Regions from separate parts of the Homo sapiens genome. Here region 2 is linked to region 1. The links are chromatin loops, found by intact Hi-C in ENCODE. Cell type or tissue: mammary epithelial cell. All regions are shown on one strand. Links, peaks and the distances in the headings refer to the core of each region. The heading gives the core; the rest is flanking DNA. Region 1 overlaps CFAP299 (cilia and flagella associated protein 299). Region 2 overlaps CFAP299 (cilia and flagella associated protein 299).

Region 1 (16,024 bases), core at 2,861-10,860:
GAGACTTACTCAAGGTTTTGGTTGACTCTCCAAGTCAGGCACGTTAATAACCTGTGACAATTTTAGTTTCTACTCTGCTCTCAATCCCTGTGCAAACACCAGGGGCTGCTTTAAACATTCAAAGTACAAATGCATCATCATGGCCATCTGTTTTTACTCCCATTTCTCATGATGTCTCTGACTTAACTAATGCAAACATCATTTTAAAAGTAATCATCATCAGAGTAGTGTGAATTGTTTTAAGTTAAATTCACATCTCTGAAGATGACTAATGGAAAACATCAATGCGGACGGATGTTTTCATTTGGGGAAATGTATCATATCCTTCAAACAAATCCCATAATCTACCCCCACAATTTCTACTGCTTAACAAAGTAATCAAGTAAAATATAATAATTTAATTGTATTATTTTTCCAACTTACTGTACCACATTGTTCTCATTCAGCTTGGTTTGACATCCCTTTTAATGTTAACTCTATTAACAATAGTGGCTTTAGCTCCAAAAGGCATTGAATTTCTATCATCTAAAATATACCAACCATCAGACTATTTTGTAAGTCTTTACCCAAATAGCAGTATGTTAACCTAACTTAGCTAGTTCTATACAGGATACCCATGGCCTTTGCAAACCTAAGAGAGCAATAAATTCTCTGAAGAAATTCTAAAAGCAATACTCTTCTCTTGCTCAGAAATGGCAGTAGCCAGAAAAAAACTAATTTGAATTCTCATGTCCTATAATTTATGGGTTGGGTGGATATCAAGATGAACAAATAGGGAATGAAATGAATACCTGAAGGCCTGTTGGTCGTAACAGAATGATGTAATGGATTGAAAGACACCGAGAGAGTCAGGCAAAGCCTACATGTTCCTTTAATGTAAGTAAAGGATTCAGGTTGCAACATTTTACTATATACACCAAATATGACCTGGCAGCACTCTGAGGTAGAGGTCAGGCTTCCCTGCCTCCAGGCCCCATAAAACATTCACTACCAGGATAATGTCTCTTTGGGGTGAAGATCTACTGTAGCCTTCAGGAAATTACCTTTATATTTCTACTAGTGGATTTATACATTCCCATCAACTGTTCCAAACTCAAGTAATGTGCCTACCTGCCAGTAGCTACAAGTTACAAGGTAACAATCTTAGCACATACCCTAGTGTTTACTATAGGACCTAGTGAAAGTCAGCTTCCCAGGAACAATTTTCTACAAACCAGACTCAGGCTTTAGATTTAATGGAATCTAATCTTTCACTGAATAATTATCAGCTCAGTGTTCAATCTTAAATTGAGCTCCATCTTGCCAATAGCATAGTTTGTTTAGAGTAATGTGTGAAGGTAAGGAGAAGACTGAATTAATCTAACCCATCTATCATTGTAACTTCCATTTAATTGTGTAAAACAGCCAAAAGAGGAAAGGAAATGAATCTATTATGTTGTCAAAAGATTCAAAGGAAACTTTAAATCAAGCATTAAGAAACTTAAGTGAATTTAGTTATTTTCAGTAGATAATACCATACTGTGTACTAGACAAAACTGTTTCACTTATCAGTACTGAATAATATAAAAATCTTTACTACATTGAGAAAATAAGCTCAATTAATTTTTAATAAGCTCTTATAGTGTACTCAGTTGCACTGATAGACCCCTATATTTTGAGCTGAATTCTGTCCTCTCAAAATTCATGTGTTTGTTGATGTCCTAACCCCAAAATGTGACTGTACTTGGAGATAGGACATTCAAAGAAGTAATTATTAAATAAAGTTGTAAGGGTGGGCCCTAATCCACTCTGACTGGTATTCTCATAACAAGAGAAAATTTGGACACACAAAGAGATATCAGCTATGTGCTTGCACAGAGGAAACACCACCTGAGGACACAGCAAGGAGGCAGCCATCCATCTGCGAGCCAGTGAGAGAGGCCTCAAAAGGACCAACCCTGCTCATACCTTGATCTTGGACTTCCAGCCTCCAAAACAGTAAGAAAATACATTTCTGTTGCTTAAGCCACCCACTCTGTGAGATTTTGTTGGCAGTCCTAGCAAGCTAATACCACCCTTATTCACTCAACAGATATTACCTGAATGTGATCATAGGCTGGATGGCTGCTACCTACAGGGCTGGGTACAAAATTGTTGAGAGGCCCCTCCTCTCACACACCCAAATGCTCTCTCTCTCTCTCTCACACACACACACACACACACACGGTATTAATCCATTATTTTTTAAATTCTTGCCTAACTCTGCTTGAGCAATGAATGTACTTCAGTATAAAGAAGTGCTCTGATTATATTTATTTCATTAAGTTGAAAATAATATTTTAACAACTAGGATTTTATTATACTCATCAGTTTTTAAAATCTCTTTTAATGTGAAATATAGTTCTATGGACAAACTTTGACATATATGAACATCTCAAATATTCAGAAATACTGTATTTCTGAATTCCAGAGTTTAAAAAGAATTCTTCATGTAAATCTTGTATGCTTTCCTGCAACCTAAACTAACCTAACCATCAGTGCACAAAGATATTTAGTATTTTTAATATTTCCCTAGTATTTCATTTGTTTCAGGTATTCCTTTACCACTTTAAATATTTTATTCCTAGTACTTTGATTTAGAGCTTCTTTGGAACAAATAATATTCTTCCAAGCATTTCTCTTCAGGGATTCTAAGCAATGTGATATTAAGTGAGCATAGTTATTACTTCTGTGGAGTCATCTATCTGCAATGAAAACTTCTTGATGTATTAATCTTCTGAACTCATGGTGCCTCGATTATATTTGGCACATATATCAATGCATTTATTAATAGTACTTTTTGAAAGGGAGAACTTTTCAATTCTCTTTCCTTCTTTGGTATCAAAGACATACATAGGCTGGTAAAATTAACAGTTCGCAGTTATATGAGGTATCTTGTTTTGTTTTGTTTACCCCTGGCTTTAGTCATTAATCCTCCACTGAGTTTTTTCAGTCAATTTAACACTGTTATAAGCAATCTCAAAATAATGCTTGGAAAAACATTGTGCCAATATAGATTACTTTGCTCCACTGCCTTACTGCATAGCTTTTCCAAGAAGATAGGACACTTAGGCAGAGGAAGAGAGAAATTACTGGAGCACAAAATAAGTAATTTGAGCTATTTCCCATTAGGTAGTTCAATTAGTGATGATGAATTTCATCTTGTGAATTAGATAACTTTCTAGCTTTGAGAAAGAAGTTGTACATTTTGGTGAGAAAATAATATTTATAAATATTAAATAAAATTAAACATAAAGTACTTAAGGAGATTATGGACCTTTCTGGCTTCAGAAAATTAATTTCTTAAAGTGTTCTTTCTAGGTTTTGGCATTCTTAGAAATGATACAAAACAGTCATAAAAAATTCAGAAATTAATTATATGGATAGTAAAATGGAAAATATTAATAAATTATTCATTATAATTCTAGAAAACTGAGAAAATATAAATATAACATGATCATAATTTAAAACGTTTTTTAAGAATGAAATTCTTGAATGTATTAAGCATATAATTCCCTTTGACAAAATGGTTAAGTGTTGTCCAGCTATTATGTGTTTTAGAAATAAACCCTCTAAACCTTGAAGTAAAAAAAAATGAAATTCCATCAAGAATCAGACTTGACTAATTGTTAATAACAACAGTTAATAAAGAAATAAGAAAAGATAGAATGAAGGTTGAGATAATAAAGAAAATAGTTCTGTTATTTATAAATAACTAATAAGTGATTAATAATAAAATTTAAAATGAAATAACAATGTGAAAATTCAGAGCAAAATAATTTCTAAGAAAAACTTAAGATTTTTAGTTGTACTTACATATATAATATTTCATCTCTATCCACAAAACATGGTGATTCAAATAATAGTCACACTGAAGCAGAAAAGTGAGCAAAAACTCTCCATGCCATTATTGAAACTTTGCCTAAAAATCAAAACGAAATACAGAAATGCATGTAGTACATGCATTTGGCTTGTTGGGATACAAGACCATCCGCAAAAGTATTTGGTATAATTTGTAAAGTGTGGCAGAAGAAGATGTAGAACTCCTGTCTTGACCTTAATCTCCAAGAAGTACATTAACTACTTTGCCTGATGCTTTTAATTAGGTTCTGCCCATGAGGAGGTAGGAGATTAGATGGCCACTTGGGATATATTTCTGTCCCAAGATCTATAACTACCTCATCATCTGCAGCACCAAGCACTTTCATTTAGAAAAATGTTTGGTAAGTTTCTATATTGCATATGTCATAATTTCATTAGGATATTCTTTTTCTAAAACCCTGCAATTTGAATCCTAAGAATTACTTGAAGCTGAAAATAAAGTATTATACCTGTTGAAATTGAGTTCAGAGATGTGGTTTTTTTTTTATTATGTTCAATGTCACTAACACCTAAACACAGCAGAAAACTCTGTGCTCTCAGCCTTAAGTACTGGTGATTGTACCAATTTTCAGAGAGGATCTAGATCTCTTAGTAAGAGAAGAAAAAAGAACTTTTCTAAGCATTTATGTTAAAAGAAAATTTAAGGTTTAATAGAGTTAGTGGCATAATAGAGCTGGTGGCATTTTCAATATCATATTTATATAATAAGAAAATACAAATGGATATTTACCACTAAATAGTATTATATTAAATAGCATCCCAAAGATAGACTCAAATAACCATATAATTAATTTTAACACCTTCAGAAAACTTCTCAAACTTACTATTGTATAAATAGGATGATGATTATAGTTTGTGATCAGATGAATACTAGCAGGAACTAGGCATTCTTAAATGCTAAGTAATACTGAATCAGCAGTCACCCATATAGCTCCTAAGATTTTCTGACATTTTCAACACCAGACACAACCCAGCTGCTGACATGTACCATGGAGTGCACTAAAGGTGAATAAAGAGGTTGCCCAGAAGAAAACTCACTTTATTTGACTGGGGAGAAATAAAGTCTGCAATATTGCCACGAAGTGGGGTAATCTGAGCAGAGAGAATGCATTGACAGTGTACAACATACAGATCTGTTCTACAGATTGCTGACTGCTGGTGCCTAAAACATGGTGGTGGGAGTGCCAATGAGTGAGGCTGCACAGATCCACAAATGCTAGATCATATAAAGCCTTGTGTGCCATGCTAAGGAGCTTGAATTTATCTCAAAAAGCCAGTGGTATAATTGCATTAGAGAAATGTCTTGGTACAATTTGCACTATTAAAAGATTAAACTGGCCAGAGTATAGAAAACTGACTAGAAAAGCGGGGATGGGGATGGGGTGGGAGGATTATGTCAAAATTTAAAGCAAGAAGACTGTTAGTAAAACTGCAATTGTTGGCCGGGCATGGTGGCTCACACCCGTAATCTTAGCACTTTGGGAGGCCGAGGCAGGCAGATCACCTGAGGTCAGGAGTTTCAGACCAGCCTGGCCAAAATGGTGAAACCCCATCTCTACTAAACATAAAAATTAGCAGGGCATGGTGGCGCATACCTGTAGTCCCAGCTACATGGGACTGAGGCAGGGGAACCGCTACAAGCTGAGGCAGGAGAACCGCTTGAATCCAGGAGGCGGAGGTTGCAGTGAGCTGAGATCACGCCACTGCACTCCATCCTGGGTGACAGAGCAAGACTCTGTCTTAAAAAACAAACAAATAGGCCGGGCGCGGTGGCTCACGCCTGTAATCCCAGCACTTTGGGAGGCCGAGGCGGGCGGATCACGAGGTCAGGAGATCGAGACCATCCCGGCTAAAACGGTGAAACCCCGTCTCTACTAAAAATACAAAAAATTAGCCGGGCGTAGTGGCGGGCGCCTGTAGTCCCAGCTACTTGGGAGGCTGAGGCAGGAGAATGGCGTGAACCCGGGAGGCGGAGCTTGCAGTGAGCCGAGATCCCGCCACTGCACTCCAGCCTGGGTGACAGAGCGAGACTCCGTCTCAAAAAAAAAAAAAAAAAAAAAAACAAAAAAAAAACAAATAAAAAGCAAAAACAAAAACAAAGAAACACTACCATTGTTAATCACATAAGAGAGGGTAAGTGCCTACTTATAAAAGCAGTAGGTAAAAAATATTACAAGTAGAATCAACAGACCTTGGTGAATAGTTTTGTTGATTGAGATTATGTAAAAAAAAATTCCTGAACCATGATGCTTACTTAATCTTTTACTGAATTGCAAAACCCTTTGCAAATCTGAAAAGCCACGATCCATAAAAATGCACACATAAAATCCACATTTTGATGAGTTGACTGATCTCCTGAGAAACTATTATTAAATTTCTGGGTTAAGAGTCATTGATAGAAGTTTTCTTTCAAATTTCTATCTTGAGTGACTAAATAGACTGTAATGCTACCAGGTGAGAAATGTAATAGAGTTGGTGGCAGAAATTTGGGAAGGAGAAAATCAGTTCAGTCTTACAATGTGATGTTTGAGGTCCCTAATGCAGAAAGTAATGGATAGAAGACAGCTGTATTTCTGGATCTAGAACTCAAAAGAAGGATCTAAGCTGGAAAAAAAATGGCTCAAAGGCCCAAATAGTATAATAAATGACAGTGAAAAGGATAAGATTACTTAAGTAGAGGATAGAATTATGGAAGCTGTCAATTAGATGTGGTGGATGCTGTCATGTGCCAAACAGATCTTGCTTACAGAAATGGAAGACTTATTTCAACATTTCTGAGATTGCTGTTGGCAGATAGTCCTCAACTGTCAGCCTCTTGGGAATTTCCTCTGGTTGAAGAGCATTGTCTTGTACAAGTCCTTGCCCCCTTCCTGCATTGAATGGCTATATCCAATGACTGCTTGATGCAGGAATAAAAAGTGCTGCCACTTTCCCCTGACCCTCCCCTATACATCCTCTACACACACAAATATGGACAACTGCAGAGTTCCACAGGTGGTTGGCTGAGGCCTTCACTGATTGACACAACACCTATGCCTTTTCCTCTTCCCAGTCCTGAATCCTTCCTCTCTCTTCTTCCTCATTGCTCTCAAATGAAGCATTCCCTAATACATGTCAAGCATGCTAATCTCCATCTCAAAATCTTCCTCCTGGCCACTCCAGCACGCAGCATAAATATCAAAGGGAGAGACACCATTTCAAACTTTCAGGCGGAGTGAAAGAATAAAAGACCTGAAAGTTTTTAAAGAGGCCAATTCAACACCACATACACACATCTTTAGCATACAATGCCAACTCAGTTATTTATTACTGTAATAAACCATATTAACTATGTCAAAGAAAATCATACGATCTCAATAGATGCCAACAAATTATGTATAACAAAATTCATCTTCTATTCTTGAATTTTTAAACTTTTAGTAGCACAGAAGTACATATTTGCTTAATCTGATAAAAATATATGACTCAAAACAAATAAGCAAACTATGCTTAATGATGATACTTTAAATGTTTTTTTTTTAATATACTTTAAGTTCTGGGATACATGTGCAGAATGTGCAAGTTTCTTACATAGGTATACATGTGCCATGGTGGTTTGCTCCACGCATCAACCCGTCATCTACATTAGGTATTTTTCTTAACACTATCCCTCCCCTTTCCCCCAACCCCTGACAGGCCTCGGTGTATGACATTCCCCTCCCTGTGTCCATGTGTTCTCACTGTTCAACTCCCACTTATAAGTGAGAATATGTGGTGTTCAGTTTTCTGTTACTGTGTTAGTTTGCTGAGAATGATAGTTTCCAGCTTCATCCATGTCCCTGCAAAGGACATGAACTCATTCTTTTTTATGGCTGCATAGTATTCCATTGTGTATATGTGCCACATTTTCTTTATTCACTCTATCATTGTTGGGCATCTGGGTTGGTTCCAAGTCTATGCTATTGTAAACAGCGCTGCAATAAACATATGTGTGCATGTGTCTTTATAATAGAATGATTTATAATCCTTTGGGTATACACCCAGTAATGGGATTGCTGGGTCAAATGGTATTTCTGGTTCTAGACCCTTGAGGAATCGCCACACTGTCTTCAACAATGGTTGAACTAATTTACACTCCCACCAACAATATAAAAGTGTTCCTATTTCTCCACATCCTCTCCAACATCTATTGTTTCCTGACTTTTTAATGGATCGCCATTCTAACTGGCATGAGATGGTATCTCATTGTGGTTTCGATTTGCATGTCTCTAATGACCAATGATGATGAGCTTTTTTTCATGTTTGTTGGCAGCAAAAATGTCTTCTTTTGAGAAGCGTCTGTTTATATCCTTCACCCACTTGTTGATGGGGTTGTTTTTTTCTTGTAAATTTGTTTAAGTTCCTTGTAGATTCTGGATATTAACCCTTTGTCAGATGAGTAGATTGCAAAAATTTTCTCCCATCTGTAGGTTGCCTATTCACTCTGATGATAGTTTCTTTTGCTGTGCAGAAGCTCTTTAGTTTAATTAGATCCCATTTGTCAATTTTGGCTTTTGTTGCAATTACTTTTGGTGTTTTAGTCATGAAGTCTTTGCCCATGCCTAAGTCCTGAATAGTATTGCCTAGGTTTTCTTGTAGGGTTTTTATGGTTTTAGGTGTTATGTTTAAGTCTTTAATCCATCTTATATTAATTTTTGTATAATGTGTAAGATAGGGGTTCAGTTTCAGTTTTCTGCATATGGCTAGCCTGTTTTTCCAACATGATTTATTAAATAGGGAATCCTTTCCCCATTGCTTGTTTTTGTCAGGTTTGTCAAAGATCAGATGGTTGTAGATGTGTGGTGTTATTTCTGAGGCTTCTGTTCTGTTCCATTGGCCTATATATCTGTTTTGGTACCAGTACCATGCTGTCTTAGTTACTGTAGCCTTGTAGTATAGTTTGAAGTCAGGTAGCATGATGCCTCCAGCTTTGTTCTTTTTGCTTAGCATTGTCTTGGCTATACAGGTTCTTTTTTGGTTTCATATCAAATTTAAAGTAGTTTTTCTAATTCTCTAAAGAAACTCAATGGTAGTTTGACAGAAATAGCATTGAATCTATAAACTACTGTGGGCAGTGTGGCCATTTTCACAATATTGATTTTTCCTATCCATGAGCATGGAATGTTTTCCCATTTCTTTGTGTCCTCTCTTGTTTCCTTGAGCAGTGGTTTGTCGTTCTCCTTGAAGAGGTCCTTCACTTCTCTTGTAAGTTGGATTCCTAGGTATTTTATTCTCTTTGTAGCAATTATGAATGGCAGTTCACTCATGATTTGGCTCTGTTTGTCTATTACTGGTGTGTAGTAATGCTTGTGATTTTTGCACATTGACTTTCTATCCTGAGACTTTGCTGCAGTTGTTTATCAGCTTAAAGAAATTTTGGGCTGAGATGATGGGGCTGTCTAAATATACAATCATGTCATCTGCAAACAGAGACAATTTGACTTCCTCTCTTCCTATTTGAATACCCTTTATTTCTTTCTCTTGCCTGACTGCCCTGGCCAGGACTTCCAATACTGTGTTGAATAGGAGTGGTGAGAGAGGGCATCCTTGTCTTGTGCCGGTTTTCAAAGGAAATGTTTCCCGCTTTTGCCCATTCAGTATGATATTGGCTGTGGGTTTGTCATAAATAGCTCTTATTATTTAGAGATATGTTCCATCAACACCTAGCTTATTGAGTGCTTTTAGCATGAAGGGGTTTTGAATTTTATCGAAGGCCTTTTCTGCAACTATTGAGATAATCATGTGGTTTTTGTCATTGGTTCTGTTTATGTGATGGATTACGTTTATTGACTTGTGCATGTTGAACCAGCCTTGCATCCCAGGGATGAAGGTGACTTGATCATGGTGGATAAGCTTTTTGATGTGCTGCTGGATTCGGTTTCCCAGTATTTTGTTGAAGATTTTTGCATTGATGCTCAAGGGACACTGGCCTGAAATTTTTGTTGTTGTTGTCTCTGCCAGGTTTTAGTATCAGGATGACGCTGGCCCATAAAATGAGTTAGGTAGGAGTCCCTCTCTTTCTATTGTTTGGAATAGTTTCAGAAGGAATGGTACCAGCTCCTCTTTGTACCCCTGGGAGAATTCGGCTGTGAATCCGTCTGATCCTGGGCTCTTTTTGTTTGGTAGGCTATTAACTACTGTCTCAATTTCAGAACTTGTTATTAGTCTATTCAGGGATTCGACTTCTCCTGGTTTAGTCTTGGGAGTGTGTATGTGTCCAGGAATTTATCCATTTCTTCTAGATTTTCTAGTTTACTTGTTTAGAGGTGTTTATAGTATTCTCCAATGGTAGTTTGTGTTTCTGTGGATCAGTGGTGATCTCCCCTTTATCTTTTTTATTGTGTCTATTTGATTCTTCTCTCTTTATTTCTTTGTTTGTCCGGCTACTAGTCTATCTATTTTGTTAATCTTTTCAAAAAACCAGCTCCTGGATTCATTGATTTTTTGAAGGGTTTTTCGAGTCTCTATCTCCTTCAGTTCTGCTCTGATCTTAGTTATTTCTTGTCTTCTGCTAGTCTTTGAATTTGCTCTTGTTTCTCTAGTTGACTTTTAATTGTGATGTTACGGTGTCAATTTTCTCATGTGGGCATTTAGTACTATAAATTTCCCTCTAAACACTGCTTTAGCTGTGTCCCAGAGATTCTGGTATGTTGTGTCTTTTTTCTCATTTGTTTCAAAGAACTTATTTATTTCTGCCTTAATTTCGTTATTTACCCAGTAGTCATTCAGGAGTAGGTTGTTCAGTTTCCATGTAGTTCTGCGGTTTTGAGTGAGTTTCTTAATCCTGAGTTCTAATTTAATTGCACTGTGGTCTGAGAGACTGTTTGTCATGATTTCCATTCTTTTGCATTTGCTGAGGAGTGTTTTACTTCTAATTATGTGGTCAATTTTAGAATAAGTGCTATGTGGTGCTAAGAATGTATATTCTGTTGATTTGGGGTGGATAATTTTGTAGACATCTATTAGGTCTGCTTGGTCCAGAGCTCAGTTCAAGTCCTGAATATCCTTGTTAATTTTCTGTCTTGTAAATATCTGTCTAATATTGACAGTGGGGTGGTAAAGTCTCCCACTATTATTGTGTGGGAGTCTAAGTCTCTTTGTTGGTCTCTAAGAACTCACTTTATGAATCTGTGTGCTCCTATATTGGGTGCATATATATTTAGGATAGTTAGCTATTCTTGTTGCATTGATCCCTTTACCATTATGTAATGCCCTTCTTTGTCTCTGATGATCTTTGTTGGTCTAAAGGCTGTTTTATCAGACAGTAGGATTGCAACTCCTGCATTTTTTTGTTTTCCATTTGCTTGGTAAATATTCCTCCATCCCTTTATTTTAAGCCTATGTGTGTTTTTGCACATGAGTAGGTTCTCCTGAATACAAGCACACTGATGGGTCTTGACTCTTTATCCAACTTGCCAGTCTGTGTCTTTTAATTGGGGCATTTAGCCCATTTACATTTAAGGTTAATATTATTATGTGTGAATTTAACCCTGTCATTATGATGCTAGCTGGTGATTTTGCACATTAGTTGATGCAGTTTCTTTATAGTGTTGATGGTCTTTACATTTTGGTATGTTGTTGCAGTGGCTGGTAATGGTTTTTCCTTTCCATATTTAGTGCAGCCTTCAGGAGCTCTTGTAAGGCAGGCCTGGTGATGACAAAATCTCTCAGCATTTGTTTGTCTGTAAAGGATTTTATTTCCCCTTCAATTATGAAGCTTAGTTTGGCTGGATATGCAATTCTGGGTTGAAAACTCTTTTCTTTAAGAATGTTGAATGTTGGCCCCCACTCTCTTCTGGCTTGCAGGGTTTCTGCAGAGAGATCCGCTGTTACTCCAATGGACTTCTTGTTGTGGGTAACCTGACCTTCCTCTCTGGCTGCCCTTAACATTTTTTCCTTCATTTCAACCTTGGAGAATCTAACAATTGTGTGTCTTGGGGTTGGTCTTCTCAAGGAGTATCTTAGTGGTGTTCTCTGTATTTCCTAAATTTGAATGTTGCCCTGTCTTGCTAGGTTGGGGAAGTTATCCTGGATAATATCCTGAAGTGTTTTCCAACTGGGTTCCATTCTCCCTGTCACTTTCAGGTATATCAATCAAACATTGGTTTGGTCTTTTCACACAGTCCCATATTTCATGGAGGCTTTGTTCATCCCTTTTCATTCTTTTTTCTCTCATCTTGTCTTCACACTTTATTTTCATTTGATCTTCCATCTCTGATATCTTTACTTCCACTTGATTGATTCGGCTATTGATACTTGAGGATGCTTCATGAAGTTCTCATGCTGTGTTTTTCAGCTCCATCAGGTTATTTATGTTCTTCTCTAAATTGGTTATTCTAGTTAGCCATTCCTGTAACCCTTTATCAAGGTTCTTAGCTTCCTTGCACTGGGTTAGAATATGCTCCTTTAGCTTGGAGGAGTTTGTTATTACCCACCTTCTGAAGACTACTTCTGTCTATTCATCAAATTCATTCTTTGTCCAGTTTTGTTCCCTTGCTGGCAAGGAGTTGTGATTCTTTAGAGGAGAAGAGGCATTCTGGTTTTTGGAATTTTCAGCATTTTTGCACTGTTTTTTCCTCATCTTTGTTTTTTTTAAATCTTCTGTTGATCTTTGATGCTGATGACCTTCAGATGGGGTTTTTGCGTGGGCATCCTTTTTGTTGATGTTGATGTTATTGATTTCTGTTTGTTAGCTTTCCTTCTATCAGTCAGGCCCCTCTGCTGCAGGTGTGCTGGAGTTTGCTGAAGGTCCACCCCAGACCCTGTTTGCCTGAGTAACACCAGAGGAGGCTACAGAGCAGCAAAGATTGCTGCTTGCTCCTTCCTCTGGAAGCATCGTCCCAGAGGGGCACCCGCCAGATGCCAGCCGGAGCTCTCCTGTATGAGGTGTCTGTCGAGCCCTGCTGGGAGGTGTCTCCCTGTCAGGAGGCATGGGGGTCAGGGACCCACCTGAGGAGGCAGTCTGTCCCTTAGCAGAGCTCAAGCATTGTGCTGAGAGATCCGCTGCTCTTTTCAGAGCTGGCAGGCAGGAACGTTTAAGTCTGCTGAAGCTGTGCCCACAGCCTCCCCTTCTCCCAGGTGCTCTGTCCCAGGGAGATGGGAGTTTTATCTATAAGCCCCTGATGGGGGCTGCTGCCTTTCTTTCAGAGATGCCCTGCCCAGAGAGGAGGAATCTACAGAGACAGCTTAACTACAGCGGCTTTGCAGAGCTGTTGGGGGTTCCGCCCAGTTCGAACTTCCTGGCAGCTTTGTTTACACTGTGAGAAGAAAACCACTTACTCAAGCCTCAGTAATGGTTGATGCCCTTCCCCCCACCAAGCTCGAGTGTCGCAGGTCGACTTCAGACTGCTGTGATGGCAGCAAGAATTTCCCGCCAGTGGATCTTAGCTTGCTGGGCAGCTGGGCTCTGTGGAAGTGGGACCTGCTGAACAAGACCACTTGGCTCCCTGGCTTCAGCCCCCTTTCCAGGGGAATGAATGGTTCTGTCTCACTGGCATTCCAGGCACCACTGGGGTACGAAAAAACTCCTGCAGCTAGCTTGGTGTCTGCCCAAACAGCCACCTAGTTTTGTGCTTGAAACCCAGGGCCCTGGTATTGTAGGCACCCGAGGGAATCTCCTGCTCTGCAGGCTGGGAAAACTGGGGAAAAGCATAGTATCTGGGCCGTATAGCACCATCCCTCATGTCATAGTCCCTCAGCTTCCCTTGACAAGGGGAGGGAGTTCCCCGAGCCCTTGAGCTTCCCGGGTGAGGTGACGCCCTACCCTGCTTCTGCAAGCCCTCTGTGGGCTGCACCCACTGTCTAACCAGTCCCAATGAGATGAGCTTGGTACCTCAGTTGGAAATGCAGAAATCACCTGCCTTCTGCGTTGGTCTCCCTGGGAGCTGCAGACTGGAGCTGTTCCTATTTGGCCATCTTGCCCTGAAACCCTAATTGCTTTTTTAGAGTAAGCAACAAACTAAAGATTCCCTCAATCATGACTATAACTTAATATTGTTCTCAATTTAGTAATCAAAACAAAATTAGATAATAGAAATAAGTGATAAATATAGGAAGGGAGAAGACAAATTTAAAATAATTGCAAACAGTATAGTGTCTTCGCTAGACAACATGAAAAATTGGACTGGAAAACTACACTATATACTAGTAAATCACAAAATTTATATACAAAAATAGATAGCTTTTTAGAACACTGTTGAATTATTTTTAAAAAATGATTCTATTTGAAATAACCATTGCAAAAAAGACCTACATATAAATCCAATAATCAAAAAGACATACTATTGTGCTGTAAATATCGACTGAGGAGCATAAAATATTTAAGGAAATGAGTAGACAAATCACTTTCTTGTATGGAATGACTTAATACATTTACCAATTCTATTTCTCTCTCTTACTAGTACAATACAAGTTAAAATACCTAGAAGAGCTTCAAATTGTACATAAGGATTGTAAATTACAATTGAGAAAAAAGGAGAAAAGCCTGGACATTTCTAAGAATAAAAGTTGTAATAATTAAATCAGCTTGTTAAATGGATTTTAAAAACAGACAGATGAATAGAACAGGAGAGAGTCAAAATGAAACCAAGTTCAGATGAGAATTTATTTTATGGCAAAGGTAACGTTCAAATTAGTGGAGAAAGAAAAAGTTACTCAAATTGTCTCAGAAAAATCAGACAACCTTAATCCTCACAAATAGATGAAATATGTAAGCACATACATGTTGGTAGAAGAAAAATAAATTTATATTGTAAGAGTTGGGATGACATTTGGAAGCTGGACATGAAACAGATAAGCAAGAGTAGCCTCCCTGCCATTCCTCAGACACATTAGGCCCCCTGGAAACTCAAGGCCTTTGCATTTACTGAAGGCTTTTCCTAGACTTCTTTCATCAAACCTGCACCAAACAGCCTCATGACTTACTCACTTCCTTCACGTTTTTATTCAAATGTTATCTTAGTGAGGTCTGTGGTCTCAAATTGCAACCCACACTAATCTCACCCCTCTATTCTGTTTCCTTGCATTAATTTTTCTACTTTAGCACTTGCCACCATCTAACATATTCCATATTATTGTACTTATTTATCTTGTTTATCATCTAACTTCCCCAATGACACAGCAAGCTTCATAAAAGCAAAGATGCTTTTTCTGTTTTGTTCACTTCTCAATGCTTACAAGACTGCCTAAGACATACTAAATGCTCAAAATATATTTTATGAGTAAGAAAAGAATAAAAGGTCAAAGAAATAAGAAAGAAACCTAAAGAAAATGGTGTAAATGAAGCCAAAAAAAGGACAACAACAATAGTGCTATAAGCTGTAGAGAAGCCTAGTTAGACAAGTAGACAAAAGTGCCCATTAAAATAAAAATTACAATATTACTAATCGCTTTGGCAGGACCAGTTTGGGAAGCAATTCTCCATGGGTCTCTTGCATTTCTACACAGGATAGTAGCAGAGATACTGTCTTTTGTTCCAGACTATCTTTTCAAGGATGTCTGTATAGTGACCAGCCTTGGAAGATGTATCTTATAACTCTGGTAGATGGAGATAGTGTCTCCCCTCTGGAGCAAAGGACAGGCATGTTTACTGCCCTTTATTAAAATTTTGGGCTTTCCATCTCTCAGGATCCCTCTTCTGCAACGTGACTCAGTAAGTGTACAGGGTATCAGCTCGCCTCCATCGTGTTCCCTTATGGAAACTGGGGCTCAGAGAATAGGCGCAAAAGCTGTTGAGACTCTGGCTGCTGCTATTTCTGTGAATAATAAATTGACCTTCATCTCTAACTCAGGAGTCTTGGTCTCCTGCCGCATTCATTACACTATTGCAGGCTAGCTTATTAGTAGTGGGCAAGTAGGTAAAATCTCAGACTTTTTCCAGTTCTAGAGAGATAAATGGCAAAAATTAGGACTTTGTATGTATACATCAGCACTAGCAATGATATAGTAATTCAGTTCCACTCAATACAATATCAAATAACACCTTAGAAACATTGCCTCAAATTCCCTTTCACCTAGATGATATTTAGTTGTATAATATTTATGTAGGATAATTCACTGTAGTCATTTATCTGGTTATTATCTAACTCTTAGCCACAAGCAATATCGA
Region 2 (16,024 bases), core at 2,861-10,860, 53 kb after region 1:
ATGAGTGAGAACATGAGGTGTTTGGTTTTTTGTCCTTGCAATAGTTTGCTGAGAATGATGGTTTCCAGCTTCATCCATGTCCCTACAAAGGACATGAACTCATCATTTTTTATGGCCGTATAGTATTCCATGGTATATATGTGCCACATTTTCTTAATCCAGTCTATCATTGATGGACATTTGGGTTGGTTCCAAGTCTTTGCTATTGTGAATAGTGCTGCAATAAACATATGTGTGCATGTGTCTGTATAGCAGCCTGATTTATAATCCTTTGGGTATATACCCAGTAATGGGATGGCTGGGTCAAATGGTATTTCTAGTTCTAGATCCTTGAGGAATCGCAACACTGTCTTCCGCAATGGTTGAACTAGTTTGCAGTCCCACCAACAGTGCAAAAGTGTTCCTATTTCTCTGCATCCTCTCCAGCATATGTTGTTTCCCGAATTTTTAATGATCGCCATTCTAACTGGTGTAAGATGGTATCTCATTGTGGTTTTGATTTGCATTTCTCTGATGGCCAGTGATGATGAGCATTTTTTCATGTGTCTGCTGGCTACATAAATGTCTTCTTTTGAGAAGTGTCTGTTCATATCTTTCACCCACTTTTTGATGGAGTTGTTTGTTTTTTTCTTGTAAATTTGTTTGAGTTCTTTGTAGATTCTGGATATGAGCCCTTTGTCAGATGAGTAGATTGCAAAACTTTTCTCCCATTCGGTAGGTTGCCTGTTCACTCTGATGGTAGTTTCTTTTGCTGTGCAGAAGCTCTTTCGTTTCATTAGATCCCATTTGTCAATTTTGGCTTTTGTTGTCATTGCTTTCGGTGTTTTAGACATGAAGTCCTTGCCCATGCCTATGTTCTGAATGGTATTGCCTAGGTTTTATTCTAGGGTTTTTATGGTTTTATGTCTAACATTTAAGTCTTCAATCCATCTTGAATTAATTTTAGTATAAGGTGTAAGGAAGGGATCCAGTTTCAGCTTTCTACATGTGGCCAGACAGTTTTCCCAGAACCATTTATTAAATAGGGAATCCTTTCCCCATTGCTTGTTTTTGTCAAGTTTGTCAAAGATCAGATGGTTGTAGATGTGTGGTATTATTTCTGAGGTCTCTGTTCTGTTCCATTGGTCTATATATCTGTTTTGGTACCAGTACCATGCTGTTTTGGTTACTGTATAGCCTTGTAGTATAGTTTGAAGTCAGGTAGCGTAATGCCTCCACCTTTGTTCTTTTGGCTTAGGATTGAATTGGCAATGCGGGCTCTTTTTTGGTTCCATATGAACTTTAAAGTAGTTTTTCCCAATTCTGTGAAGAAAGTCATTGGTAGCTTGATGGGGACAGCATTGAATCTATAAATTACCTTGGGCAGTATGGCCATTTTCACGATATTGATTCTTCCTATCCATGAGCATGGAATGATCTTCCATTTGTTTGTATCCTCTTTTATTTCGTTGAGCAGTGGTTTGTAGTTCTCCTTGAAGAGGTCCTTCACATGCCTTGTAAGTTGGATTCCTAGGTATTTTATTCTCTTTGAAGCAATTGTGAATGGGAGTTCACAAATGATTTGGCTCTCTGTTTGTCTGTTATTGGTGTATAAGAATGCTTGTGATTTTTGCACATTGATTTTGTATCCTGAGACTTTGCTGAAGTTGCTTATGAGCTTAAGGAGATTTTGGGCTGAGATGATGGGGTTTTCTAAATATACAATCATGTCATCTGCAAACAGGGACAATTTGACTTTTTCTTTTCCTTATCGAATACCCTTTATTTCTTTCTCCTGCCTGATTGCCCTGGCCAGAACTTCCAACACTATGTTGAATACGAGTGGTGAGAAAGGGCATCCCTGTCTTGTGCCAGTTTTCAAAGGGAATGCTTCCAGTTTGTGCCCACTCAGTATGATACTGGCTGTGGGTTTGTCATAAATAGCTCTTATTATTTTGAGATATGTCCCATCAATACCTAATTTATTGAGAGTTTCTAGCATGAAGCGTTGTTGAATTTTGTCAAAGGCGTTTTCTGCATCTATTGAGATAATGAGAACAAAGACACAACATACCAGAATCTCTGGGACACATTTAAAGCAGTGTGTAGAGGGAAATTTATAGCTTAGATACCCACAAGAGAAAGCAGGAAAGATCTAAATTTGACACCCTAACATCACAATTAAAAGAACTAGAGAAGCAAGAGCAAACACATTCAAAAGCTAGCACAAGGCAAGAAATAACTAAGATCAGAGCAGAACTGAAGGAGATAGAGACGCAAAAAAACCCTTCAAAAAATCAATGAATCCAGGAGCTGGTTTTCTGAAAAGATCAACAAAATTGATAGACCGCTAGCAAGACCAATAAAGAAGAAAAGAGAGAAGAATCAAATACATGCAATAAAAAATGATAAAGGGGATATTACCACCGATCCCACAGAAATACAAACTACCATCAGATAATACTATAAACACCTCTACGCAAATAAACTAGAAAATCTAGAAGAAATGGATAAATTCCTGGACACATACACCCTCCCAAGACTAAACCAGGAAGAAGTTGAATCCCCGAATAGACCAATAACAGGCTCTGAAATTGAGGCAATAATTAATAGCCTACCAACCAAAAAAAGTCCAGGACCAGATGGATTCACAGCCAAATTCTACCAGAGGTACAAGGAGGAGCTGGTATCATTCCTTCTGAAACTATTCCAATCAATAGAAAAAGGAGGAATCCTCCCCTAACTCATTTTATGAGGCCAGCATCATCCTGACACCAAAGCCTGGCAGAGACACAACAAAAAAAGAGAATTTTAGACCAATATCTCTGATGAACATCGATGCTAAAATCCTCAGTAAAATACTGGCAACCCAAATCCAGCAGCACATCAAAAAGCTTATCCACCATGATCAAGTGGGCTTCATCCCTGGGATGCAAGGCTGGTTCAACATACACAAATCAATAAACGTAATCCAGCATATAAACAGAACCAAAGACAAAAACCACATGATTATCTCAAAATTTAAATTTTAAAAAGAAATCAAACTAGGCAGCTCACTTATAATCACCTTGATTAGAATAAATCTACTAGCAGGTTAATGTACACTAAAAAGAATTCATTGTATATTCCCCATCCTTCATAGTAATACCAATGCTAATAAAATACACTGTACAAATGTTTAGAACTCAGTAACTGAAAATTGTAAATATAAAATGTATTATCTCATTACACATATTATCTCAGTGATTGTTTACAAAAACATGATTGAGGCAAACATGGGTGTTTGCTGTTATGGTATACTGAGCCGGCTCATAAAAAAACTGGAAGAAATTCTGTTTACGCATCTCCTGACACCTCTCCCTATTATTTATTGAGTGCTGGAAATGAACATCTCTAACTCTAAAAGAGGCAAAGGACCATTGTAGTGGGTTTTTATCACCCTTCCCTTAGACCAAATACACGGTTATATTTTAAAGAATTTTCCCATTAAATAGAAATAAAAACAAACACGAAAAATAATTTATCAACTAAGCAAATTGAGAATGCTGACAAACTTGGCAGTGACACATAGTGCAATGGAAGACATCTATTGCTCTATTTACTTATTTTCTGTCAGTAGTGGCTCTAAGCCTATAAAAGGCAGAGAAGAGTAAAAGAAAGGAGAGAAAGACATTGTGTGTGTATTTGTGTGTATGTGCAGAAAATAAACCTTTTTTTAGGTTTTCTAAGCTTAGTCAATTATTTTCTGTTAAATTATAATTAATGCAGTCACCAGTAACTGAAGGAATAATTACATTTTGAAGAATGTTTACTACTATAGTTGTAAATGATTGATTCAATGAATTTATTAAAAATGAGCAGTTTCATGGGCTTGAATTTAATTTTAATACTTCAGTCCAAATTGTTAAAAATGGCAAGAAGCTAACTGCCAGAAGTTTACTTACATCATCCCATTTTTAAATCAGATCTTTTATCTAATAACTTGTAATAATCAAGTTAGGACTCATTAAACATAATCTTTATGCTTCTTCCTTAAACTTTGATCTTTAAACAATGTTTTAAATACTTTTATGATAAAAACTCTCAACAAGTTTGGTATAGAAGAAATGTACCTCAAATACAGCTACATCACATCCATTGGTGAAAAGCTTTCCTCTAATATCAGGAATAAGAAAAGGATGACCACTCTTGCCACTTCTATCCAATATACTTCTGGAAGCTTTAGCCACAGCAATTAGGCAAGAACAAATAATAACAAAAATTTTAAAAGACATTCAATCAGAAAATAAAAAGTAGAGCTGTCTCTCCTTGCAGGTGACATTTGCTTAAAAACTCTACCAAAAATTACTAGAACTAATAAATTTAGTACATTTTCCATATACAAAATCAACATAGAAAAATCAATTATGTTTGTATACACTAACAACAAACTATCCAAAAAATGAAATTAAGGAAAGATCCCAATTACAATAGCATGAAAATAAAATACATAGAAATAACCAATGAGATAAAATATTAGTATCTATATATTAAAAACTATAAAACTGATGAAAACATTTGAGGACACAAATAAAAAGATATCACATGTTCATGAATTAGAATAATTAATATTGTCAAAAATGTGCATATTTTCCAACTTAATCCACAAATTCTATACAAACTTTCTCAAAATTCCAATGGAATTTTCACAGAAATAGAAAAAAAATGTTGTAAAGTTTTGTGGTATCACAAAAGACCCCAAATAGCCAAAGAAATCTTGAGCAAAAAGAGCAAAGCTGGAGGTATCACATCACCTGATTTCAAAATATGCTACAAAACAATGGCTATCAAAACAGCATGGTACCAGCATAAAAACAGACATACAAGCCAATGAACCAGAACAGAAAGCCCAGAAAAAAATGCACATATTTATGGTCAATTGATCCTTGCAGAAAGTGCCAAGAACACACATTGGGGAAAGGACATTCTCTTCAAAAAATGTTGTTTGGAAAACTGATTCTCTGCATGTGGAAGAATGAAATTAGACCTTTATATCACCCTATATATAAAAACCAACTCAAAATGGATTAATGACTTATACGTAAGAAACTGAAACTGCAAAAATACTAGAGAAAAACATAGGTAAAAAGCTTCTTGATATTGGAGGAAGCAATAAATTCTTAGATAAGTCCCCAAAAGCACAGAAAACAAAAACAAAAATAGACAAATGGGACTGCATCTAATTTAAAAAAAAAAAAAACTGTGTACAGCCAAGGAACAACCTACAGAATGAGAGAAAAATTATACAAACCATACATCTGAAAAAGAGTTAATATTCAAAATGTATAAGGAATTCACTCAATCACAAGAGAACAAACAACCCCATTAGAAAATAGTCAAAGGATCTGAATGGATATTTTTCAAAAGAAGACATATGTATTAGTCCCTTCTCACACTGCTATAAAGAAGTACCAGAGACTGGGTAATATATAAAGGGCAGAGGTTTTATTGACTCACAGTTCCACTTGCCTGGAGATGCCTCAGGAAACTTACAATCATGGAGGAAGGTGAATAAGAAGCAAGTACCTTCTTCACAAGGCAACAGGAAAGAGAGCGTGTGGAGGAGGAACTGTCAAACACTTATGAAACCATCAGATCTCATGAGAACTCACTCACTATCTTGAGAACAGAATGGGGGAAGCCGCCCCCATGATCCAATCACCTCCCACCACTCTTGACATGTGGGGATCACGTGTCAAGATCAATCCCACTCTTGACACGTGGGGATTATGGGGATTAAAATTTAGATGAGATTTGAGTGGGGACACAGAGCCAAACCATATCAACATACAAATGGTCAACAGGTACAGTCATGCATTACTTAATAACAGGAATACATTCTGAGAAATGTGTCACTAGGTGATTTTGTAGCTGTTTGAACATCATAGAGTGTACTGACACAAACCTAGATGGTATAGCCTACCACACACCTAAACTATATGGTATAGCCTATTACCCCTAGGCTAAAAACATGTACAGCATGTTACTGTACTGAATACTGCAGGCAATTGGAACACAATAATAAGTATTTGTGTATCTAAACATAGAAAAGGTACTGTAAAAATATAGCATAAAAAATGAAAAATTATATACATGTATAGGGCACTTATGAATGGGGCTTACAGGACTGGAAGTTGCTTTCAGTGAGTCAGTGAGTCAGTGAGTCAGTGGTGAGTGAATGTGAAAGCCTAACACGTTACTGTACTGTAGGCTTTATAAACACTGCACTAGGCTACACTAAATTTACACAAAATTGTTATTCTTTCTTAAATAATAAATTAATCTTAGCTTACTGTAACTTTTTATTTTATAAACTTTTACAATTTTTTACTTTTCTGTCTCTTTTGTAATACATTTAGCTTAAAACAGAGAATCACTGTACAATTGCATAAAATATTTTCTTTTTTTAATATCCTGATTCTATAGGCATTTTTCTATTTTTAAAATTTGTATTTTATTTTTTGCTTTTAAAACTTTTTTGTTAAAAAACTAAGACATAAACATTATGCTCACACATTAGCCTAAGCCTACACAGGGTCAGGATCATCAATATCACTGTCTTCCCTCTCCAAGTCTCATCCCACTGGAAAGTCTTCAGGGGTAATAACAGCCATAGAGCTGTCATCTCCTATGATAACAATACCTTCTTCTGGAATATTTCCTGAAGGACCTGCCTGAGGCTGTTTTACAGTTAACTTTTTTTAATAAGTAGAAGGAGTGCACTTTAAAATAATGATAAATAGTATATTAAATACATAAACCAGTAAAATAATCATTTGTTAATATTATCAAGTAGTATGTACTATACACAATTATATATGCTACACTTTTTTTTTCATTTTTGAGATAGGGTCTGTATTAGTCCATTCTCATGCTGCTAATAAAGACATACCCAAGACTGGGTAATTTATAAAGGGAAGAAGTTTAATTGACTCACAGCTCAGCGTGGCCGGGAAGGCCTTAGGAATCTTACAATCATGGCAGAAGGGGAAGCAAACACATCCATCTTCACATGACGGCAGCAAGGAGAAGTGTCAAGTGAAGGCAGGGAAAAGCCCATTAATAAAGCCATCAAATCTTGTGAGACCTCACTCACTATCATGAGAACAGCATGGAGGAACCACTCCCTTGATGTAATCACCTTGCACAAGATCCCACCTCCAACACATGGGGATTACAATTCAAATTACAATTCAAGATGAGGTTTGGGTGGGGACACAGCCGAACTATACTATTCTGTCCCTGGCACCTCGCAAATCTCATGTCCTCACATTTCAAAACACAATCATGCCCTTCCAACAGTCCCCCAAAGTCTTAACTCATTCTAGTATTAACCCAAAAGTCCAAGCCCAAAGTCTTATCTGAGACAAGGCAAGTCCCTTCCACCTATGAGCCTGTAAAATCAATAGCAAGTTAGTTACTTCTTAGATACAATGGAGGTAAAGGCATCTGGTAAATACACCCATTCCAAATGGAAGAAATCGGCCAAAATGAAAGGGCTACAGGCCAAAGAAAGGCCTGTAAGGCCGAAAAGGTCTAAGTCAGAAATCCAATAGGGAAGTCATATCTTAAATTTCCAAAATGACCTCCTTTGACTCCATGTCTCAAATGCAGGTCACGAGGTCCAAAATGATCTCCTTTGACTCCATGTCACACTGATGCAAGAGATGGGCTCCCATGGACTTGGGCAGCTCCACCGCTGTGGCTTTTTGGGGTACACACCACTTCCTAGCTTTCTTCACTGGCTGACATTGAGTGTCTGTGGCATGTCCCACCATGCCTGGCTAATTTTGTAATTTTTGTAGTGATGGGGGACTCACTATTTGCCCAGGCTGGTCTCAAACTCCTGGGATCAAGCAGTAGTCCCATCTTAGCCTACCAAAGTGCTAGGATTAAAGGCATGAGCCACCACACCCAGAATCTGTGCCATAATTTTATATGACTGGCAGCACAGCAGTTTCTTTACACCAGCATCACCACAAACATATGAATAATGCATTGCACTATGACATCACCAAGAAATAAGAATTTTTCAGGTTCATTATAATCATATGGGACCACCTTGCATACGCAGTCTGTCATTGATCAAAATGTTGTTATACAGTGTGTGACTGTTATGAAAAAGTGCTCAACATCACTAGTCATCAGGGAAAGCAAATCGGAACCACAATGAGATAACACTTCACACCTGTTAGAATGGCGATTATCAAAAAGACAAAAGATAACAAGCTTTGGCAAGTATGTGGAGAAAAGGGAATCCTTGCATACTATTGGTAGGAATACAAATTGGTATAGCCATTATGCAAAATACTATGAAGATTCTCAAAAAATTAAAAATAGAACTACCACATAATCCAGCAATCCAAGTTCTGAGTATACAAGGAAATGAAATTATCATGTTGAAAAGATATCTGCACTCCCATATTCACTGCAGCATTATTCACAAGAACCAAGATATAGAATCAACCTAAGTGTCCATCAATAGATGAATGCATAAAGAAAATGCAGGATATATGTGTGAGTGTATATATGTGTATATGTATATATATGTGTGTATATATGTGTGTGTGTATACATATATACATATATACATGTGTGTACATACATATATACATATATACATGTGTGTACATACATATATACATATATACATGTGTGTACATACATATATACATATATACATATGTGTGTATATACATATATGCATATGTGTGTATATACATATATACATATATGTGCGCATATACATATACATATATGTGTATATACATATATACATATACATATATGTGTGTATACATATATACATATACATATATGTGTATATGTATATATACATATATACATATGTGTGTATATATACATATATACATATATACATGTATGTGTGTATACATATATACATATATACACATATATGTGTGTATACATGTATACATATATACATATGTGTGTACATACATATATGTGTATACATATATACATATATACATATGTGTGTATACATATATACATATATACATATATGTGTGTATACATATATACATATATACATATATGTGTGTATACATATATACATATATACATATATGTGTGTATATATACATATATATAGAGAGAGAGAGAGGAGAGAATTGCTCAGTCTTTAAAATGAAGAAAATCCTATCATCTGCAACATCACTATGAACCTGGAGGACATTATGTCAAGTGAAATAAGCCAGGCACAGAAAGACAAATACTGTTTGATCTCACTTATATGTGGAATATAAAAAGTAAAACTCATAAAAGCAGAGAACAGATGGTTGCCAGGGGGTTGGGGGGTAGGGTAAATCGGGAGATGTCAGTCAAAGGGTATACAGTTTCAGTAATCTAGAATGAGTAAGCTCTGGAGATACAATGTACGGAATAGCAACTATAGTTAATAACACCATATTGTATACTTGAAATGTGCTAAGAAAGTAGACCTTAAATATTCTCACCATAAAATAAAGGTATTGTGATGGAAATGTTAATAAGCTTGATTATAATAATCATTTCATAATGTATATGTATTTCAAAACATCACATTGCATACTATAAATATGTATAATTTTTGTCAGTTATACCTCAATAAATCTATGTTAATAATTCTGGAAAAATCACTCTGGTTGTCAATTATTAAACTGGAAACCACCAGGGACTCTGGAGACACTATGCTTCAATTTCAATTCCAGCTCTACTATGTGCTAATTGAAAGACTTTAGGCACTTTCTTAAAATTCTGTGCCTCAATTTCAACATCCATAAAATGTGTTTAAAGAAGTAAATAGTAAATGCTTATATAAGGATTTTAGTACTGTCTGAATATTTGAATGTGCTCAATAAGGTTAGCTATTTTTATTATCAGTTAAGCAATAAAGGCACAAAGTAATGAACTCGGTTAGCCAATGTGGTATCAGAATATGAATCATTCAGTCTATTTTGTTTTCTCAATGATAGAGTCAAGCCTTTCTCCTCAAATAAACATTTCGGCTAAAGTATCTTGACCTGATGCAACTAAAACAAAATATATTCAATTTTTTAATTTACTCCTCAAATACCATTCAATTTCTGATCTGGTCTTTGGCCACTGTAAGCACAGGTCTCTTGCTTGGACTACAATGTTCCACAGCTGCAAATTGCCTTAATTTTTAATTTCCCAGGTGTGGGATCAGAACTATGATAATGGAGTGTGTTTTAATAAATCCTTAGACTCTTAAAATGGGACTTCGGAAAGACTAACTCAAACCCAGAGATGGAGTAAGTTGGAGTGTAGGGTGATTAGAAAGTGAAGCTCTAAAGAGAAGAATTGTTCATTATTGTAATACTAGGTAGGAATGATTAGCAGATAATACTGGGTAGAAAATCCAAAAGACAATCCAGATAAATTATTATCTAACCCAATCCAGCAGTGAATAATAAAGATAATAAATGACCCAGTTGAGCTTATCCCAGGCATAAAAGGAGGATTTCGTATTAGAAATTCCTTAAATGTCTTTCAACACTTAATAAAGAAGAAAAAATAGTATGATCATCTGACTTATTAAAGAGCATATAAAAGGGAACTTTCCATGTTAAACACACAAAAACACATGTACACACCCACATATTACTGTAAACAGGGAAATAGTAGACATTATCCCTTTAAAATAAAAAACGACACAAGGAAGGTACACTATTAATACTTACATTTATTCATGTACTACAATGCCTTACAAGAATAATTTAAAAAGAAAGAAAAATAAATTAAGGAAATATGATTGGAAGAGAAGAAATAGAAACATCATTGTTTGCAGGTATGACTAACAGCATAGAAACCCTACCTCCCCAAAAAATCTATTGATTAATTATAAGAAATATAGGGGCTCCAAGATGGTGCAGGTGATCTTTAAGGCCCTGGAGGGAATGGACAACCAGACCATTCTAGCTGTCCCATCATTACTGGATGGCCAAGGAGCAGTCCCTGATCCCAGAGGCCAGAGTGTCAATGCGTCCCCTGCTATCCAGCCATTGGATGATGAGGATGTCTTTCTCTGTGGGAAGTGTAAGAAGCAATTCAACTCGCTGCCAGTGTTTATGACCCACAAGCGGGAACAGTGCCAAAGAAATGCCCCCGACCTGGACACAGTCTCGCTGGTCACCAACAGCATCTACACAATCTACACACCTTCGGCAGCACCCACAGCGGTCCAGCAGGCCTCGCCTCCTGCCAATTGCCAGATCTCTACATACATCACAGTGCCCCTGTCCCCACTGATCCAGGGGAACATCTTGGTAAGCAATGACTTGCTCATGTCTGCCATTTCAGGCTTCACATCCCTGGACCAGCCCATGCCCTAGGGCCCGCGACCTGTGCAGAGCAGCCTGAACATGCATTCTGTGCCCAGCCACCTCACCTAGCCTTCACCCCCTCCTCCACCACTGCCCTCACCACCTCCACCCCACAGCCTGGGCCCCCCTGGGCATCCCAATCCTGGTGGGAATGGTGTGGTGAAGGTGTACAGTGCTGCTGCACTCCTGGCTGGGAGTGGAATGGTGGAGATCCAGGCACTGGTGATGCAGCCCTACCCACCCCTGGAGGTGCCAAACCAGTGTGTGGAGGCTCCAGTATACCCCACCCCCACAGTGTACAGCCCTGGCAAACACCCAAAGGACCAAACCCTGCTGCCCCATGACCAGTGCCACCGGGGGCACCGTGGCCATCTTTGACTCTCCACCAATGCTGAAGACCCCACGGGCTAAAGGTACCAGGGGACTCCTGGAAGCTACAGGGAAGCCAAAGGCTCAGAAACTCAAGTGCCCATACTGTGACAAGTCATTCACCAAAAACTTCGACCTGCAGCAGCACATCTGAAGCCACACAGGTGAGAAGCCCTTCCAATGCATTGCATGTGGCCATGCCTTTGCCCAGAAGTCTAATGTTAAGAAACACATGCAGACCCACAAGGTATGGCCTTCAGGACACGGTGGTGGCACTGTGTCTCGAAACTCTGTGACTGTACAGGTCTTGGCCCTGAACCCCAGTAGGCAGGAGGATGAGGAAAACACAGGGTTGGGCCAGCCCCTACCAAGCTCGCCACAGCTCCAGGCCTGGCCCACAGCCAGCGATAGCAAGGGGCAAGCCGGAAACCCAAGCAGGTAGTCCTCATCTACAGCTCCTACTTGTTCCAGTTCTGCCCCAGCAAGTTCAGCACCTATTTCCAGCTCAAGTCTCACATGACCCAGCATAAGAACGAGCAGGTGTACAAATGTGTGGTCAAAAGCTGTGCCCAAACGTTCCCAAAGCTCGACACATTTCTGGAGCACATCAAGAGCCACCAGGAGGAGCTGAGCTACCCCGGCCACTTCTGCAACAAGGACTTACCCCCGATGTACGACCTGAGCGTGCACCAGTACTCCCACAGCCTCCTTCCACAGCACAGCCCCAAGAAGGGCAGTGCCGTCTACAAGTGTGTCAAACGTGTCAACAAATATCCACCCCAGAGGCCCTGGAGCATCACCTGCAGACCGCCACTCACAACTTCCCCTGCCCACACTGCTAGAAGGTGTTTCCTTGTGAACGCTACCTGCAGCGTCATCTGCCAACCCACCGCAGTGGGGGCAGGTTCAAGGGCCAGGTGTGCAAGAAGTCCTCCCGGCGGGTGCATTACCTCAAACTGCGCGCTCACAACCACTCAGGCGAGAAGCCCTACAAATGCTCGGTGTGCGAGTCCGCATTCAACCTCAAGGACAAACTGTAAGAGAGACATGTTGATCCACCAGCCCTTCAAGAAATATAAATGCCCTTTATCGACGCACACAAGCTGCGGTAAGTTGTTCAACCGGCCGGACAAGCTGAAGGCCCATGTCCTCTCCCACTCCGGCATGAAGCTCCACAAATGCGCCCTGTGCAGCAGGTCCTTCAGCCGCCGTGCCCACCTCGCCGAGCACCTGCGCGCCCACACGGGCTACTACAAGTTCCGCTATGCTGGCTGTGCCAAGGGCTTTTTCCGCCACAAATACCTCAAAGATCACCGCTGTCGTCTCGGCCCCCAGAAGGAAAAGGACCTGCAAACCCGGCGGCACCCCCCCCCCCCACCACCGCCCGCGAGAAGAGGGCAGCCCCGCGCCGTGGCGGCAGTGGTGGGCGCAAGGTGGTGACCCCCTTGCCTGACCCGCTGGGGCTGGAGGAGATGAAGGACACAGGGGCTGGTCTGGTGCCCGAGGCCGTCCCGGGCAAGCCGCCCTTCGCAGAGCTGAACGCGGAGCTTTCCATCGTCGTGGGTGGTGCGGTGGGCACAGAATCTGAGCTGGTGGTACCTGGACAGCTGAGGGGCTGGGCTCCAACCTGGCTCTGGCGGGGCTGCAGGCCGGGGCCGAGGGCCCATGTGCCATGCTCGCTGTGCTCATCTACATCGAGGCCTCAGAGTGACGGACCCGGGGTGTTCGTTTCCTGGGAAGGCCTGATGCTCATGTTTGGGTCCAGGCTCCCTGGGGGCAGACTGGAGATCCTTCCCAGTGGAAGCGAGCCATCGAGCCATTGGCAGAAATCCTTCTGAATGTCATTCATAAACCTTGGCTCATGGCCGCCTTCCGGTGTCCCCTCTCCTGCTGGAAAGCCCTGCAACATTCTGGGGACAGGGGCAGGGCCGCCCACGGTTTCCGGGCAGAGCCACGGCAAGAGAGAGATGGCTGGAGCCTGAGCAGCCCAGCGTCCCGCTGGTCTAGGCTGGTAGTTGCGTCCCCTGGGAGAGAAGACAGGGCAGTTCCGCCCACTCTGCCTCCAGGCTGCCTCCAGGTGGGCTCTAGTCCGTTGCTCTTCAGGAAGCCTGCCATAAACTCTTTGGAGTTTATCTGTTGGACCTTTTCACAGACAGTTCCCCACAGCGTCCTCAGACAGCTCTGTGATGTTGGCTTTTAGGAGGCACTCAACTGTCACGGCTGGACTGCAGCTGTGAGACAGATCTGGCTTCAATTCCAAGAGTTGACATGCACTTGCCTTGTGACCTCGGGCAAGTCACTTCACCCCTCTGAGCCCCGTGTTCCTCATCTGTACAATGGGGCTTACAATACAACTACCTCACAGGGTTGTCCTGGGGATCCAGTATGATGAAATATGCCAGGGGCTTGCTCAATAAATGTTGTTGTCATTAAAAAAAAAAGAAAAGAAATATAGTATATGTAGTGTAATTCATATTTCTGTATAAATGTAATCACGATTTTTTTCTAGAAAACCATATGTTTAAATAAATGTATGAAAACAATAAAACAAAAGAAAATAAATATTCTGGAGTAGTTGTATGTGGACGAAGAGAAATTTAATTGGAAATGGAGATGAAAATGGTTGCCAGAGACTGGAGAGGGATGGGAAATGAGACATTGGTGAAGGTGTAAAGTTTCAGTCACACAGGAGGAATAAGCTCTCAAGATGTATGGCACAGCATGGTGGCTTCATTAATAATAAAGTGTAGTATACTCAAAAATTGCTGAAAGAGTGGATATTAATTGTTCTCATCATAAACAATAATAGGGATGTGAGATGATGGATATGTAATAGCTTCATTTAATCATTCCACAATGTATACATATAACAAAACATCACTTTTTATACCCTAAACATATATATTCTTTCAATTAAATGAAGCAAATTAAATACATACAAATATATATAATTTTTAATGTGTTGATTTAAATAAATAAATGGGGTATAAAGAGGGAAAACATTTTAAAATAAAATTTAATTAAAAAAGAACCTAGCAGGGACTCATGGTAATAATGCTATAGAATGAGGAGGACATTGACTTAACTCTATGTCCCTGAGGTGCTTAAATTAGAAAGGTGGTGGGAATGGGGAGCTGATATCAACTTTGTTTCCTGAAACAAACACAATGAATCCTTCAAAATTCTTGGTTCATGTACTAATTTTTCGGAACAATTTCCTTCCTTCCTTCAATTTACCTCTAAGTCATGCATGAAACTCTTTGTCCTACTCGATCATTAAAATAGGTGTTTTTCCTCTTATCTCCTGAAATAGATACTACAGCAAGCCTATGTCTTTCTAGCTTACCCCAGCTCCCAGGAGATCACAAGTAGTTAACAATGTAGACAAAATAAGTTCTTTGTGTCAATGGTATAACTTGACAGTTTCATTTAAAAATTACAAGTGAAACATTACTAACTGAATGCCAGACTCTTCATAAACTCAAGATTGGCTTGCTAATAGCAACATTATTCAAAATATTTATGAATAATATAGAAACTACTAAATAATTTTGTTTTTAATTCTCAGCATAGTCCTCACCAGAAAAAATAAAAATATATGTCCCTATGCCTACCAATCATCCTTTACGTTATATGATTAAAAGTTCTGATCCTCTGGTTAGTAGAAAATATGAGTAATCAGGTAGTAGAACAGATTCACATCTTTGATGTATTTGTGTGCGTTTGTAGGGGCAGGAGGAGATTGTAAGGAATGGATAAAGGAAGATATAAAAAATGAAAACAATGCTGGGAGGAAGAATGAGTCTTATCTAAGTAAAACATTTTGAATGAAAGTAAAAGCCAAGCAGATTCAATGGTGTCTTGAGCCTTGTAACTAACTATATTATAGAAACCTTGCTAAGATCTTCTACCATGTTATATTGAATGTCTCATCAGAGGCCAAGCAAGTGGACATTGAAAACAGCACAAGAACAATATTAATTCTGAAAATCAGATCTTCTTAAATTCTAATGAGGGAAAGATAACAACAACAAAAAAAAACAGATAGATAAAACCATCTGAATGAACAAAAGCACAAACAGCAGTGTCTCTGATGGCTAACATCAATTTAAGACAATTGCTCAATATAGTTGCTTAACAAATAATAATGAAAGATAAACTTTGATAAATTAGAAAATTTGATAGGGTCTTTAAGTGGAAAGTTGCTTTTTTCTTAAACAGCAAGGAGGGCAATCCAAGACTATTGTGATAATGTCAAGACTATCACAATAAAACATTACAAAATTTAT

The links. A loop is a pair of places that touch in the nucleus more often than their neighbours do. Peaks named below come from ENCODE experiments on the same cell type or tissue, not always from the same donor. Only the 100,000 strongest peaks of a DNase experiment are listed, where the experiment ranks them.
Region 2: it touches region 1 in a loop (2.1-fold over the local background); 1 of 110 quality-filtered maps calls a loop at or near these places.

What each region holds. Positions count from the first base shown.
Region 1 is chr4:80,437,069-80,453,092 of GRCh38, reverse strand. All of the region lies in intron 2 of CFAP299 (cilia and flagella associated protein 299), which reads right to left. Among named protein-coding and RNA genes, the nearest start is that of CFAP299, 110 kb to the right of the region's middle. RefSeq lists an enhancer at 12,337-13,119. In mammary epithelial cell, for the core only: no CTCF peak of the experiment used is centred there; a DNase peak (open chromatin) is centred at 6,262.
Region 2 is chr4:80,383,600-80,399,623 of GRCh38, reverse strand. All of the region lies in intron 2 of CFAP299 (cilia and flagella associated protein 299), which reads right to left. It also overlaps the pseudogene LOC100419739. Among named protein-coding and RNA genes, the nearest start is that of CFAP299, 56 kb to the right of the region's middle. In mammary epithelial cell, for the core only: no CTCF peak of the experiment used is centred there; a DNase peak (open chromatin) is centred at 6,163.